Linked DNA regions of Mus musculus: region 2 is linked to region 1. Evidence: chromatin loops called from intact Hi-C (ENCODE). Cell type or tissue: gastrocnemius. All regions are shown on one strand.

Region 1 (8,000 bases):
GGAATCCCTGGTCACTAGGGAAACTCAAGCACAAGAAGTGTATTGATAAAATCTCTAAGAGACAATTCAATGATTGCATGACATTGGAGATAACTGTGTTATGTAATGGGTTAGTGCCAGTCTCTGCTTTAACCAAAGTCTGTGGGAATATCTGTGCACAATACAACTTCCTTCCCAAGACCCTTGAAGCTGAGGAAGAGGGCTGGGCAGTAGGAGGCAGAGACAGGGGTAGGACAGCCAGGGCTGCACAGAGAAACCTTGTCTCAAAGTGAGAGGTGGGGGTGTGTAGGGAGAAGAAGGGGGAGTAGTGTCACATGGGATTGAGGGCAAGGGGTGTTGGTCATTTTTTGAGGTAGCCAACCATTAGAATTCCAATACCAAAACTATTCCTTGGTAACCAGAAAGTTTACTTATTTGCCCTGGGTTGTGAACGAGCCCTTTATTTGAACTCTGGCAGATGTCTTCTTCAGGTGAAGGCATTCATTTTACCAGGGACTCCAGCCCTCAGTGCATACACACAGCCCTCACACAAAGAAGGACAAGAAGGATCTGCTGGACATCAGAGAGAGGCAGAGAGAACAGGAGAGTGCCAAAGGAGAAGGGCACTCCCTCTGATGAGAGGACAAGGGTGGGAAGGAGAGCCAAGCCCTCCCTGCACATCACCGGTACTGTTGAAACTGTGAGGCCTTTTCCAAATTTCTGTCTTATTCTCTGGCTGAGGTGCTAACAGGCCACTGACTGCCTGATCTTGCTGACATTTCTGGACATATCTACAGCACACATTTTCCATCCCCGTGAAATTCAGATTTTTACACTGAGTTGCATGTCCCTGGACTTCTTTCATCGATGACCAATCAAATCAAGGAATACTCAAAGAATTATTTATTATAGGCTGTGTATGTAGCTCAGTGGATAGTGTGACCAGGATTTGAGCTCCAGAGTCCCACACACCAAATATAGTTGTGTAGACCATGACCACAGACAGCACCCAGGGAATGGAGGCAGGAGAATCCGCAGTTCAAGGTCATACGCCCTATATAGAAAGCTTGAGGCCAGCCTGGGCTACATGAGATGCTATCTCAAAAGAAGAGACAAAGAAAGAAATTTTTGCTACAAAGAAGTCATTTTTTTAAGCCCTCCCAACATGGAGGTGAACAACAGAGAGCTGTTTGTGGGGCTGGACAGACAAATAACAAAATCTAGTGGATCAGTTCTTAAGGCCAGTAAAGTAGGGTGGTGGAGAAGTTGGTTTGGCTTGTCAAGTGCTCTTGTAGCCCAAGCTAGTCTTCTATTACTAAATACGCAGGTAGCCCTCACCCTTAAGAGAAGCTGCAGGGAACTCGTGGTTCATTCTGCATCAAGTATCCTGATTTGCAAACTGTGTAAAGGCATGTGTTTCTCTAGTAAGCAAGGAGACTGATAAGATGGGCACATGGGCACAGGCCCTTGAGCACTCCTAAGAAGCCCCGCCCTCCTCCGGGCGTGTCTGACCCATACTGCTTTGCTTTTGCATCAAGTTTCCTTACTACTTTGCAAAAGAGAAAAGAGAAAACTAAAGATTCCACAGAACCAGTGTGGGTGGTACGCAATCCAAGAAAAAAAAAGCCACTGTTTTTCAAGTGTGCCTAAAAGAATTTCAAAAATGTGGAATGATAAGGAAACACCAGAAATAATACAGTGTGTGTGTGTGTGTGTGTGTGTGTGTGTGTGCATGTGGTGTGTTTGTGTATATATGTGTGTGGTGTGGTATGTGTTTTTGTGTGTATATGTGGTATGTATATGTGTGTGGTATGAGTGTATGGTATATTTTATCCTGTGTATGTGGAATGTATATGTGGTATATGTGGTATGTGGAGTGCGTGAGTGTACGTGTGTGTAGTAGGTATATATATATATTGTGGTGTGTGTATGTAGTATGTGTATGGGGTGTGTGTTTATGTATTTGTATGTGGCATGTGTATGTGGTGTATGTAGTGTGTGATGTATATATGATGTGTGTGTATGTGTGGTATGTGTGTTGTATGTGTGATATATGTTTATTGTGTGTATATGGAACATGCATGTGACATATGTGAATGTATGTGTTTGTGTATGTAAGTGGTATGGTGTGTGGGTGTTATGATATGTGTTTATGTGTGTATGTAGGGTGTGTGTGAATAAACACACTGGAAACTGAACCCAGGACAGCAGGTATGCTAACTATACATTCTACCACTGAACTGTGCCTCCCCCCCCCCCCAGCCTGAAGACAATACATGTTGACTAGTTCTCACATCCAGATGATGGTGGTAAGAGCTTCTTTTGTGGAATTAAGGTCATGGTGGTAGAGAGTGCCTGTTCATGGGCTCTTTGCCCTCAAACCTCCAACAGACCTAAAGGTTCCTCCTTGAGAAGTCAAAAGCGTCTGACAGTATCACCCACCTACTGTGTCTTTTCACCCAGATTTTCCCTTCTCAACAGAAACAATGCTACTTTTGTGTATTGTTACTAGAATGACAGCCTGAGGGATGCTGGCACAGAAAGAGCCCACTGTATGTGACCTATGTCCAGAAAACATCCGTGATTCCCTCCATCCTGAACGCCTACACTAACATCAGTGTTTCACCTAAGGCTACAACTCAGCTGTAAAGCACCTGCCCAATAGACACAAGGTTCAGCCCCCTAGCCACTAAGTAAGCAAATAGATAGACAAGTAGAAGGTTATATAAAGCCAGGCATGGAAGCACAAACCTAGCACGGGGAAAGCTGGGGCAGGACAAACATAACCAGTTAAAGGCGGGCCTGGGCTATGTGACACGACCCTGACTCAAAACAAACAAGCTAAAGTGGGTTTTTATTTTGCTTTTGTTTCAGGGTTTTGCTTTTTTTTGGGGGGAGTGGGGGGGTTGTTTGTTTGTTTACTTTGAAACAAGGATTCACTCTGTAGCCCAGGCTGGCCTAGAACTCACAGAGATCCACCTACCTCTGTCTCCTGAAGCTAGGATTAAAGTCCTGCACCACCACACTCAAGCAAGAGTGTTGTTCCAGGCATGGAATGAAGCTGGGGGGTCTGTAAGGTCATTTTACACTAGTACGTGGTATCACACAGGCAATCATGTGGCATCCCTGAATTCAGTCCTTCAGTCACTTCCATCTCTAACCACCTGCATGCAGATGCCAGCAGGTGGCGCCAGACTTCTCTTTTCTTGCCTCCTCTGTTTTCCTGGACAGTGGCAATCAAAATAAATTCTGGTTTCTAGGGCTCCATAGCAGGATTAACAATCTTCACAGTCCGTGAAAAACAGATGTGATCCATCTCATTTCAAAATATTAATAAGTTACAAGATGTGCATGACCGTGTTTCTCTGCTGACCGTGGGATTGACATTCTCCACACTCAATTCACACAAGTCTGTGAGATGGTTTTAGTGGTGAGCCTCATATCCTTCCCGCTTGAATGAGCCTTGGGGTCCCCTCTGCTCCCTCACTTAGCCAATAAAAAGCCCTCATTCTCCTGTATGCCCTTCAAAATGAATCCTGTGATATTTCCCAATTACAATTTTTCCTTCGATCTTCACTTTCTTACCAGGGGTCAGGGAAATGACTCAGCAGTAAAACACTGCCCAAGACTCATGGCCTGGGTTCCATCCCCAGAACTCACAGAAAGATGGAAAAAGAGAACAGAACCCACAAAGTTGTCCTGGGACCTTCATACACACACTGTGGCTTGCACACATGCACACACACACATACACACACACACACACATACACACACATACACACACACACACGCACACGCACACACACACACATACACACGCACATACACACACATACACACACACACACATGCACACACACACACATGCACACACACACACACACATACACACACACGCACACGCACACACACACATACACACACACAAGGGGTGGAGGGAGAGGGATGAACAGACAAACAGGCAGAGACAGAGAGACAGACGGGCAGACAGATAGACCTAGCCCAGAATTCCACCTAGAGAATGTGTTGAGATCATTTGAATACCACACTCAGAGGAACCTGAGGCCTTAAGAAAGAGACTGACAATTACTTCCTCACAGAGCAGATGAAGGACTTGAAGTGAGTTGTGGTAGGAAGATGTGGCCACTCTTTCTGTGTCTTCAAAATTCTTCTAGGCTCTTGGCAGTGTTTCAAATAGTTGGCACTTGTCTAAAAGACATAAAAAGATAGTCAGCAATTGTTCCAAGCAAGATACTGCAGCTTTGTGTGTGTGTATGTACATGTGTGTGCACACACGCACCTGTGTATACTAAGGTGTGTGTGCATGAGCTCTGACAGATCAAGGACACTGAGTCCTCCTCTATCACCTGCCTCCTGCTGCATTTACAGTGCATCTCACTGCACCTGGGGATAGACTGTCAACCAGCAAGCTCCATTGCCCCTCCTGTCTATAGCCACAATACCGCTGGTGTGTGCACAGCCACATTAGGCTTTTTTCTTTTTTTAAGATTTTATTATTTTCAATTGTTCGTGTGTGTGTGTGTGTGTGTGTGTGTGTGTGTGTGTGTGTGTACAGGAAAAGACAGAAAAGTCGGGCCCTGAAGCTGAAGTCACAGGCAATTAAGAGTCACTCCACTAGGTGGATGCTAGGAATCACCTCAATGCATACTCTTAACCACGGAGCCATCTCTCCAGCCCCAACATGTGGCTTCTTGCAAGGATTCTGGGATCAAAGCTCAGATTCTCGTGCATGTTTGCCGAGTGCTTTTACCTCCAACCCTAGTACTATAGTAATCTTTCTGTTTCTTTTTAACATTTATTTATCTTGATTTTATGTATGAGTGTTTTGTCTCTGTGTATGTATGTGTACCATGTGCAAACCTGGTGCCTGAGGAGGCAGAAGAGGGCCTGGGATCCCCTAGAATGACGTTAAAGACAGTTGTGAGTTGCCATGAACGTGCTAGGAACCAAATCCAGGTCATCTGTAAGAAAAGCCTGTGCTCTTATCCACTGCGTCATCTCTCCAGCTCCCTTGTCTTGGCTTTTGTTTATACACTTGTTTGGGGGTTGGGCTGGGCTGGGTTTCTTAGACAGAATGTTGGCTCTATAGACTATACTGGCCTCAGCTCACACTTGTCCTACCCTGGCCTCCCTAATACTGAAATAACAGCCATGTGCCACCACACCTCGTCATACTTCATTTTTACCAAGGCAAAGTACATTGCGCTGGGTACATGGGTATTTGGGTAAAGCCTTACTGCACATGTGTTTGATTCTAAAGTAAATATTGCTGGGCAGTTCACTGGATCACCGTGTTCTAAGCCAATGTTTGTTTCCTACTGTAGGTGAAAACACCGTTAGTCTTCCATGGAGCTACCATTCACCAACTTGGAGGTGGCGTTCATTTTACTGGCTTTCTTCATCTTTTCCTTGTTTACTCTGGCTTCCATCTACACCAGCCCTAATGAGAGGAATGAAGGTAAAAAGAAAGGGGGGGGGGGGTGCTTCCTGGATGCTGGTTTTTTTCTTCACAATCATCTTTCTGTACAGCTGGATTTGGTTTCATTTCTACTCTGCGTATGAGAATGAGTCTGCTGGGTGATGTGCGCACGTGTGCGTGCGTGCGTGCGTGTGCGTGTGCGCGTGCGCGTGCGTGCGTGCGTGCGTGCGTGCGTGAGGGTTCATTTGGGAAGGATCAGCATTAGGAGTCTTAAAACAGCTTCTTCTCAGGTTCTGAAAATGTAGCTTAGTCGCTGCTAGGGCTGCAGGCCCAGCTGATGTGGTGCCTACCTAGCATATAGGAAGCCCTTAGAAGTTCATACGCTCTGTGCAGTGGCATAGATCTCTAATCCAGCCCTCTGAAGGTAGAAGCAGGAGGACCAAAAGTTCAAGATCTAGCCTGAAACACAAAAAACTCTGTCTTAAAAATTAATTAATTTTCATCAAAGCTCAAACATGCAAAAAAATGTATTTTAAACCCAGTATCATGTTTTTGGCAGTAACAGCAAAAAAAAATTTTTTTGGTTTGGTTTGGTTTGGTTTTGGGTTTGGTTTTGGTTTTTCAAGACAGGGTTTCTCTGTGTAGCCCTGGCTGACCTGGAACTCACTTTGTAGACCAGGCTGGCCTCGAACTGCCCAGCTGTAACAGCAAATGTTAAGACAGAGGCGTATCATCTAACTAGTATGCTAGGTAGCCTAGGTCCCACCAAGATTTATGCAGAATCAATGATAAATTATACATGTATATATAAACACATCCCAAGGACATTTTCCATATTTATAGGGAATAAAATAAACTCATAAACAAACAGTGCTTGTAGATTTTCGTTTTTGTTTGTGGTGGAGACAAGGTCTCACTATGTGGCTTTGACTGGCCTATAACTTATTATATAGACCAGGATGGCTTTGAACCCTCAGTGTTCTTTACCTCCCAAGTGCTGAGATTAAAGGCATGAGCCAATAAGCCTGTCTGTCTTTGTGGTGATTTGTTTTGTTTTAATTTTTTACGTTTTGTTTATTAACGTTTTTCCAGCATGTATGTAGGTATTCACATGCAAGCCTGGTGCCTGAGAAGGTCCAAAGGGGCATTGCACTCCCTTGAACTGAAATTACGGATGGTTCTAGGACCCTGAATGGGAACTAGAAACCAAGCCCAGGTTCCCTGCCCCACAAGAACAGCAATTGCATTTAAATTCTGGGCTATCTCTACTCCTCCTCCCCTTGTTTGTGTGTGGGTTGTTTGTTTGTTCATTTGTTTTATTTTATTTTTTTAGTGGTTTGATAATTCTTTTTTTATTAGATATTTTCTTCATTTACATAAACCAAACCTTCCTCATAGGTTCTTGTCTTTAAGAAGTGCTGGCTATGAAATACATTATGTCTCGGAGACATGCAGTGTTTACATAACCAAGTAGAAACACAACAGACAGCGATTAGAACTCAAAACCCCCATTAAATTGATACTCGGATGACGGCTGACACCCAGAGTGGGAAGCCTAATTGGAACCTATGTAGCCTTGTTCCTGGTTCACAGATTGTTTCAACTATACTGTTTAAAATGAACTTGGCTGACAGACAGGAAAGCCGCACTTACTCTAACCAGATAACAATGTATTTTCTTTACGAGGTGGTAAACTTGGGGCTGGCACAGCCTTCCTGGTATCTTGAACCAAGACTGTTTCTACATTGATTTTCTGTGACCACTATCCTCTTACTCCATGTTATGATCCAATCCAGAAGACTGAAATCAAATTTTGGTCTCAGAAGTCAAACACCAAGTCAAAATTTTGAGTTTACATTTGTGAAGCAATAAAGGTAAAACCACTAATGCTTGGTTGTATATGTATTTATATATACACATCTGTGTGTGTGTGTGTGTATGTGTGTGTGTGTGTGTGTGTGTTCACATGCATGTATGTCTCCATGTGCACACATGTGCACATGTATTTAATTTTTGTTTTATTTATTTATTTGTTGAGGCAGGATCTTATGATGCTATACCCTGTCAGGCCTGGAACTCACTACATAAACCAAGTTAGACTTGAACTCACAGAGATCTGCTTCCTCTGCCTTCTAACTACTGTAATTAATGCTGTGCACCACAGAGATCTGCTTCCTCTGACTTCTAACTACTGAAATTAATGGTGTGCACCACTCCCAGCTTACTTATTACTTTTCAAAATAGTACTTTATACTTTGAGAATTTCACATGTGTGTACAACATCCTTAGAGCACATCCATCCCTTGCTTTCCTCTTCAACTCCCCGACATCTCTCCAACAGGCTCTCTCCCAGCTCATGTCTTCCTCTTCCTTCCTTCCTTCCTTCCTCCCTCCCTCCCTCCATCCCTTCTCTCTCTCTCTCTCTCTCTCTCTCTCTCTCTCTCTCTTCTTCTTCTTCTTCTTCTTCTTCTTCTTCTACTTCTTCTCTTTTCTTTTCTTTCTTTCTTTCACCACTGAGTTTAGCTATATTGCCTATATGTGGATGTAGGGTCATTCAGTGGAGCATGTTCAACTACCAG
Region 2 (8,000 bases), 92 kb after region 1:
TTTGTTTTTTTTTGACTTGGTTTTGTTTTGTTTTGTTTGGGTTGGATTTTCTTCTTCTTCTTCTTCTTCTTCTTCTTCTTCTTCTTCTTCTTCTACTACTTCTTCTTCTTCTTCTTCTTCTTCTTTTTAGGGTTTTTGTTTTTGTTTTTGTTTTTTTTTTTTTTTGAGACAGGTATGTTTTATGTAGCCTTGGCTACTCACTATGTAGACCAGGCTGGCCTTAAACTTACGGAGATCTATCTGCCTCTGACTCCCTGCTTGTATCTTTTAAGGGCATCAAAATATTCCTTTCAGTTTTTTTTTTTTTCATTTTTTATTAGGTATTTAGCTCATTTACATTTCCAATGCTATACCAAAAGTCCCCCATATCCACCCACCCCCACTCCCCTGCCCACCCACTCCCCCTTTATGGCCCTGGTGTTCCCCTGTACTGGGGCATATAAAGTTTGCAAGTACAATGGGCCTCTCTTTCCAGTGATGGCCGACTAGGCCATCTTTTGATATATATGCAGCTAGAGTCAAGAGCTCCGGGGTACTGGTTAGTTCATAATGTTGTTCCACCTATAGGGTTGCAGATCCCTTTAGCTCCTTGGCTACTTTCTCTAGCTCCTCCATTGGGAGCCCTATGATCCATCCATTAGCTGACTGTGAGCATCCACTTCTGTGTTTGCTAGGCCCCGGCATAGTCTCACAAGAGACAGCTACATCTGGGTCCTTTCAATAAAATCTTGCTAGTGTATGCAATGGTGTCAGCGTTTGGATGCTGATTATGGGGTGGATCCCTGGATATGGCAGTCTCTACATGGTCCATCCTTTCATCTCAGCTCCAAACTTTGTCTCTGTAACTCCTTCCATGGGTGTTTTGTTCCCAAATCTAAGGAGGGGCATAGTGTCCACACTTCAGTCTTCATTCTTCTTGAGTTTCATGTGTTTAGCAAATTATATCTTATATCTTGGGTATCCTAGGTTTGGGGCTAATATCCACTTATCAGTGAGTACATATTGTGTGAGTTTCTTTGTGAATGTGTTACCTCACTCAGGATGATGCCCTCCAGGTCCATCCATTTGGCTAGGAATTTCATAAATTCATTCTTTTTAATAGCTGAGTAGTACTCCATTGTGTAGATGTACCACATTTTCTGTATCCATTCCTCTGTTGAGGGGCATCTAGGTTCTTTCCAGCTTCTGGCTATTATAAATAAGGCTGCTATGAACATAGTGGAGCATGTGTCCTTCTTACCAGTTGGGGCATCTTCTGGATATATGCCCAGGAGAGGTATTGCTGGATCCTCCGGTAGTACTATGTCCAGTTTTCTGAGGAACCGCCAGACTGATTTCCAGAGTGGTTGTACAAGCCTGCACTCCCACCAACAATGGAGGAGTGTTCCTCTTTCTCCACATCCACGCCAGCATCTGCTGTCACCTGAATTTTTGATCTTAGCCATTCTGACTGGTGTGAGGTGGAATCTCAGGGTTGTTTTGATTTGCATTTCCCTGATGATTAAGGATGTTGAACATTTTTTCAGGTGCTTCTCTGCCATTCGGTATTCCTCAGGTGAGAATTCTTTGTTCAGTTCTGAGCCCCATTTTTTAATGGGGTTATTTGATTTTCTGAAGTCCACCTTCTTGAGTTCTTTATATATGTTGGATATTAGTCCCCTATCTGATTTAGGATAGGTAAAGATCCTTTCCCAATCTGTTGGTGGTCTTTTTGTCTTATTGACGGTGTCTTTTGCCTTGCAGAAACTTTGGAGTTTCATTAGGTCCCATTTGTCAATTTTCGATCTTACAGCACAAGCCATTGCTGTTCTGTTCAGGAATTTTTCCCCTGTGCCCATATCTTCAAGGCTTTTCCCCACTTTCTCCTCTATAAGTTTCAGTGTCTCTGGTTTTATGTGAAGTTCCTTGATCCACTTAGATTTGACCTTAGTACAAGGAGATAAGTATGGATCGATTCGCATTCTTCTACACGATAACAACCAGTTGTGCCAGCACCAATTGTTGAAAATGCTGTCTTTCTTCCACTGGATGGTTCCTTTCAGTTTTTTTTCTAGAGGTTCTTTCAAGACTCAAATATTTCCAGGTATGGTGATAAGTGCTTTTAATCCCAGCACTCAGGAGGTAGAAGCAGACAGACCTCTGAGTTCAAGGTTAGTCTGATCCACAGATCAGTTTCTGGGACACCCAAGTCTACACAATAAGACCTTGTTTCAACAATAAAAAAAAAGGTTTAATTTTTGTGTTAATGACTTATTTTTATATGTTTGAGTGTTTTGCCTGTATGTGTGTCTGAACCATTTTTCTTTCCAGCACTTTTGGAAGCACAGAGGGCATCGGGTCCCCCAGAACTGGAGTTATGGTTAGCGTGAGCTGCCCTGTGGGTGATGGAAACCCAATGTGGTCCTCTGCAAGAGCAGCAAATGCTTAAGCCATTTCTCCAACTCCAGACACCACATCACATTTAAGCTACTTCACTGTCTTGCCCTCTACTTGATGATGGTGATGGTGATGATGACGATGATGATATAGCCCAGAAGAGCCTCAGGCACTGACTTGCCCATCTCAGCATTTTGAGTTCCCTATGTAGGGCATGTCCCTACTTCCTGATAGTGTCCCCGAAAGACCTCTTTCAGACCTTTGAGAACCCAATTCCCTTGAAGCCAAGACGATTTTACAGGCTCTGCTCAGCCTTGTAAACGTTTTACCCTCAAATTTCTCCAACCATTTCATAACCATCCATCTACCCTGGTGAATTTGAATTTTGGAGTGGGTCATAATTCTGCAGAAGGGTAGACTGCCCCACTTGCTGGTCCATGAAGATGGAAACCTACCCAGGGAGGTGCTGGTTCCTGTTCAGTTACCTCACCTTGCCCTCCAGGCTGTGTGAAGAAGCTTTGCTGCAAAGCTCTCTCTCGTTCTGAGACAATGGGTTTAGCTTTTTTTGATTTTACAGTCGGGGGTTGTTGCTTTGTTCTTTTATATCTAGATATGTCGTAAGGCAATAGATACGCTCCAGCAGACCGCAGTCTTCCCTTGGTGCCCATTAAGGCGTGTCTCTGGGTCGAGGTGATGCACCTGGGCACAATCACCTTCTCTTTAGCTTCGCCTTTTTCTCTGCCCTTTCCTTCACCTGTTTTAGGAAGCTGTGTTGGCTAGATACTCAACTCTAAGGTCTTGGCAAGAATCCTGCCCTTAATTTTAGCTAGTTTAGATCCTTCCCGTTTGCCATGGAGACATCGTTTCTTTTGAACCGCCTCATCTATGTAGTCAAAGGAACAACTCCGTAAGCTCTGGAAGGCCCAGAGAACAAAGATTCAGTGCTTCTCTCTCCAGTTGTACTTGTCTTTTTTTAATGAAAACGGCCATTCTAAACGAAAGTAAGTTTCTAAAACAGCCTGCATGTCTTGACATGGCCAGCTGCCCTCGAAATCAAACCCACTGTAGCAAGACTCGGAGAAGGTGGTGGCCAGAAGCAATTCAGTGATTGGCCAATTAGGGAAGCCACCTGATGCTCTTCAGGAACAAAGCAAGCAGAGAAAGTAAGAGGGGGTATTGGGCATGCGCAGTTCCAAGCCTCGCTCAATTTCCCAAGGAGCTGCCCACAACTGAGCAGGCAGGACCAGCCACAGCAGGAATGGCCCACGTAGGCATGGATGCAGTGTCTGGTGTAAGCTGCACCACCCGCTTTCTCTAACAGGTAAAGTGGGAGCTCTGTGTCTGTGAGGCTTCTGACAGAATTTATGACTGGGTTGAGATGAATTGTTTTTCACCATATTGTTACATAGGCAGTTGTGGTTTGAATGTGAGTTTGAATGTGAGGTCTGTGTGTTTGGACGCTTTGCCTGCAGCTGTGATGCTATTGGAGAAAATGGAGTCCCAGTGGAAGATTGGATTGCTCAGTGGCAGCTCTTGAGAATTTGAAGTCCAACCCATTTCATGGTCATAGTCAACTCCAGTTTCTTCTGATTGTGGGCGAAAGGAGGGTATGTGAGGGTCAGAGGACAGCTTGTGGAAATTGGCTCTTACCTTTCACCTTTGGTTGTTCGTTTTGGTTTTGAGACAGGGTTTCTCTGTCTCCCCAGCTGTCCTGAAACTCATTATGTAGACCTGGCTGACCAAAGATTCCATGATAAACCTGCTCTGTGCCCCGCACCCCAACCCGGTGCTGGAATTATAGATGTGCGACACACCTAGCTGCCTTCCAACATTTTTGTTTTGTTTGTTTGTTTGTTTGTTTGTTGAGACAGGGTTTCTTTATGTAGCCCCGGCTGTCCTGAACTACCTTTACAGACCAGGTTGGCCTCAAAGTCAGAGATCTGCTTGCCTCTGCCTCCCAAGTACTGGGATTTAAGGTGGCTGCCACAGCCAGCTCTGCCTTCCACCTTAAAACATTTGTATTTATTAATTTATGTGTGTGTGTGTGGGGGGGGGGAATGCATGCATGCCATGGTCCAGGTGTGCAGATCAGAGGACCGCTTGTAGTGTGGGTTCTCTTCTTCCACCACATGGCTCCCAGGGATTAAGCGCAGGTTGTCAGGTTTGAAGACAAGTGCTTTAAGCTGTTAAGCCATTTTGTTAACCCAACACCTCAGCTGTTTGGGTTTTCGTTGTTTATGTGTGTGAGGATTTTGCCCACATGTATTTAAGTGCACCATGTAAATGCCTAGGGCCTGCAGAGGCCAGGAGGAGTTGGAGTCCCTAGAACGGGGTGACACTTGTTGTTTTTCTTCTCTTTTGCTTCCACTCAAGAGCTAGGATTGAACCCTCAGAAAACAGCAAGTGCTCTTGTGAGACCCCGACTTAGAGCGTTTCTCCCTGGAAGGTAAAGCCCCTGGATGTTCCCCAAGCTTGTTTTCCCTGATCTCTAAAAATACAGCCAGAAAGACGCTCTTTGTTCTCTATAGCCAGCAAAAAGCCTTTTTGTTTCTGTGCCTTACAGCCAGAGATGCGATAATTGTAATTTTACCAAGGACATCCGGGCAGAGAAGAACTCTCCTCCCAATTCCTCCCAACCCTTCCCAACTCTTCCCAACCCCTCCCAACTCCTCCCAACTCTTCCCAACTCCTCCCAACTCTTCCCAACTCTTCCCAACTCCTCCCAACTCTCCTCCAGACTCTTCCCAACCACTGCCAACTCCTCCCAACTCTTCCAACTCCTCCCAACCCCTCCCAACTCCTCCCAACTCCTCCCAATTCTTCAGCTAGCTGTTAAAAGCCCCCTATTGTCACCACTCAGAGTCAAACTCCCCTGCCCTGCACAGTGCGAGGATTTCGTCCTCAGCTAGCTGATAATAAAACCTCTTGCAGTTTGCATCAGGTGTGGTTTTCTCTCAGGTCATTGGGGTGCTGGCCAGCTCATCCCGGGACTTGAGTGGAGGCCCAGCTTCGGGGGTCTTACACTCTAAACTGCTGAGCCATCTCTCCAGTCTGTACCCCCGCCTCCACACACCCCATTGTTTTCTGAGGCAGGGTCTCTTGTTTCTTCTGATGCACAGAGTGCTATAGGCTTCCCGACTCTCAAGCTCTAGCCAACCCTCCTGCTTTCACTTTCCATCTCACTGGGAGGTGGGATTATAAATGGCAGGCACTGCATCTGTATGCTGGGGATTGAACTCAGGTGGTCTGGCTTGCCGTGCAAGCACTTTTACCCACTGGGCCCTATACCCAATCTGTCATTTTTATTGTTTTAATGATTATTTTTATTTAAGAAAAAATTTAAACTTTACATGCACGGTGTTTTGCCTGCATGTATGAGTGTGTGAAGGTGTCAAATGTTGGAGTTACAGACTGTTGTGAGCTGCCATATTGGTGTTGACAATTGAACCTGTGTCCTCAGGAAGAAGAGGCCCCTGGTGTTCCCAACACTGAACCCATTCTCCAGCCCTGACTGGTATTTTTGTTTATAGATTCTTGGTTTTGCTTCTTTGAGATAGGGCCTCACATACTTCAGACTGTCCTGGAACTCACAGACAAGCCAAAGCTGTCTTGAATTCCTCATCATCCTGCCTCCACCTTCCTACTGATGTAAATGTAGAGGTTGCAGGTCACAACCATTTTTTTATTGTTTTAAATTTTTATTTATTTTTTTGAAGCAATGAAAAACTGGGTAGACTGACCTGGTGGTCGGTCTAGAAGGCCTAATCCCCAATCCTCTTGTCTCTACCTCCCAAATCTGCAGTTACAGGAATGCACCACTAAGCCTGGCTTACAATGCTGGATTTTGTGTTTTGTTTTGTTTGATGTTGTGTTAAATTTGTTCATTTTATTTTATGTGTATAGGTGGTTTGCTTGAATGTACGTATGTGTACCACAAGTGTGTCTGCTGCCCCCGCCCCCCCCCCAATTCAGACTACCTGATGGTTGATCAAAAACTTCCTTTCTAGACAGTTCAACTGACAAGAAGGACAGGAGACACTACCCTTTAGATCCTTCTAGAACACACTCGTGCAGGACAGACAGACTTTATGGCCACACTCCATGGTCCCTGGGTTCTTGAAGTATTCCTTACAGGCAGGACGACGAGCCTCTGCTTGGAGATCGACCAGCCCTGCAGCAAGCTCCATTGAGCCCTGAACAAAGGTTGTGGGAGAAGACACATTGATGCTGTAAGGCCCGGCCCCCTAGAAATGGAGTTATAGAACCATGGCCCTCGGAAGAAGAGCCAGAGCTCTAACCACTGGGCAATTTTACCTGCTTGTGTTGCTGCCTTTCCTTTTGTTTTGATTTTGATTTTTTGAGACATGATTTCTTTGTATAGCCTCAGCTATCCCACAACTAGCTCTGTAGACCAGGCTGGCCTCAAACTCATAGAGATCCTCCTGCCTCTGCCTCCTGAGGGCTGGTACTAAAGGCATGTGCCACTACTTCCCAGCATGTGTGGTGCTGTTTTGTTTTTGCTTTATAACTTAATTGTGAGTTAAAGCTCTGCAGGAGAAGTGCCCTGTATTTCCCTGTATTGAAATACCTTCAGCCCCTGAATTTTTGCCCATTGATTTTTGCACTCATCAATTTGTATTGATATTCATTTAGCGCATGTGTGAATATGTGTGAATGTGTGTGCTCTCGAACAAGTATGTGTACATAAGCATCGTCACGGAGGTCAAAGGGCAAATTTCAAGATTTGGTTCCTTCCACAATGGGGGTCTCAGGGACTTAACTTGATCCCATCTGCACTGGGTTCCTATGTGGGTGCTTTAATGCACTGGGGATCACAAAGCCTGCTTTTTAAACTCCTGTCTCTTATGTCACCCACAGGAAGGACTTAGTTCCTTGGATGTGAGGCACCTTACTTCTATTGACTTCAGGTCACTGAGCTGGGAAGGCAACAGCCTTGTTGAAATGTTCTGATATACAGTCGTCTGTGGGGGCTGGACTCTGCCATCTGACTCCGGTGCTAAGGCACAAGGGACTAAGCAAGTTTTCAGAGACCATCATCAACAAGGCAGTGAAGCTAAAAGCTGGTCGGTCTTCCAGAGCTAAGGGAGGACCAGAGAGTCAGGCCTTCTGGAAGCAGTGTGTCCTCTCCCACAACCTTTGTTCAGGGCTCAATGGAGCTTGCTGCAGGGCTGGCCGATCTCCAAGCAGAGGCTCGCTGTTCTGTCTGTAAGGAATACCTCAAGAACCCAGGGACCATGGAGTGTGGCCATAAAGTCTGTCTGTCCTGCACCAGTGTGTTCTGGGAGGATCTAAAGGGTAGTGTCCCCTGCCCCTCTTGTCATTTGAACTGTCCAGGAAGGAACTTTTTGAGTAATCAGCCACCAGGTGAGTTCACCGAAGTTGCCATCTTGCCCCCTGAAAGAACTAGCAGGAGTGGAAGGCAAGAAGGAGAGCATCCATGGGAAAAGCCACAACAGGTTTCCTGTCCACTGCGCAGCTTCCCCCCGAATCACTTTGTTTGGCCCGTGGAAAATGCTATCGTCTGCCACAGGAAACAAATTGACTGTTACATTAAGCTGTGGAGGGAGATGGTGGAGCCAATCCAGAAAGCAATTAGCACACAA

Evidence for each region. Peaks named below come from ENCODE experiments on the same cell type or tissue, not always from the same donor. Only the 100,000 strongest peaks of a DNase experiment are listed, where the experiment ranks them.
Region 2: a loop joins it to region 1, with 5 times the contacts of the local background. A loop is called at or near these places in 21 of 42 quality-filtered maps.

Annotation. Positions count from the first base shown.
Region 1 is chr8:65,105,766-65,113,765 of GRCm38, reverse strand. It overlaps Smim31 (small integral membrane protein 31), which reads left to right. Exons shown (of 3, transcript NM_001352886.1): 2 at 5,327-5,460. The coding sequence starts at 5,349. Gm39184 (a long non-coding RNA gene) reads right to left here. Exons shown (of 3, transcript XR_870474.2): 3 at 3,900-4,190. Among named protein-coding and RNA genes, the nearest start is that of Gm39184, 5.6 kb to the right of the region's middle. In gastrocnemius, a CTCF peak has its summit at 3,163 (motif pointing right); a DNase peak (open chromatin) is centred at 3,163.
Region 2 is chr8:65,014,155-65,022,154 of GRCm38, reverse strand. It overlaps Trim60 (tripartite motif-containing 60), which reads left to right and starts at 3,467. Exons shown (of 2, transcript NM_153097.2): 1 at 3,467-3,697. It overlaps Trim61 (tripartite motif-containing 61), which reads left to right and starts at 3,467. Exons shown (of 2, transcript NM_001177551.1): 1 at 3,467-3,697; 2 at 7,255-8,000. The coding sequence starts at 7,548. In gastrocnemius, no CTCF peak of the experiment used is centred here; no DNase peak of the experiment used is centred here.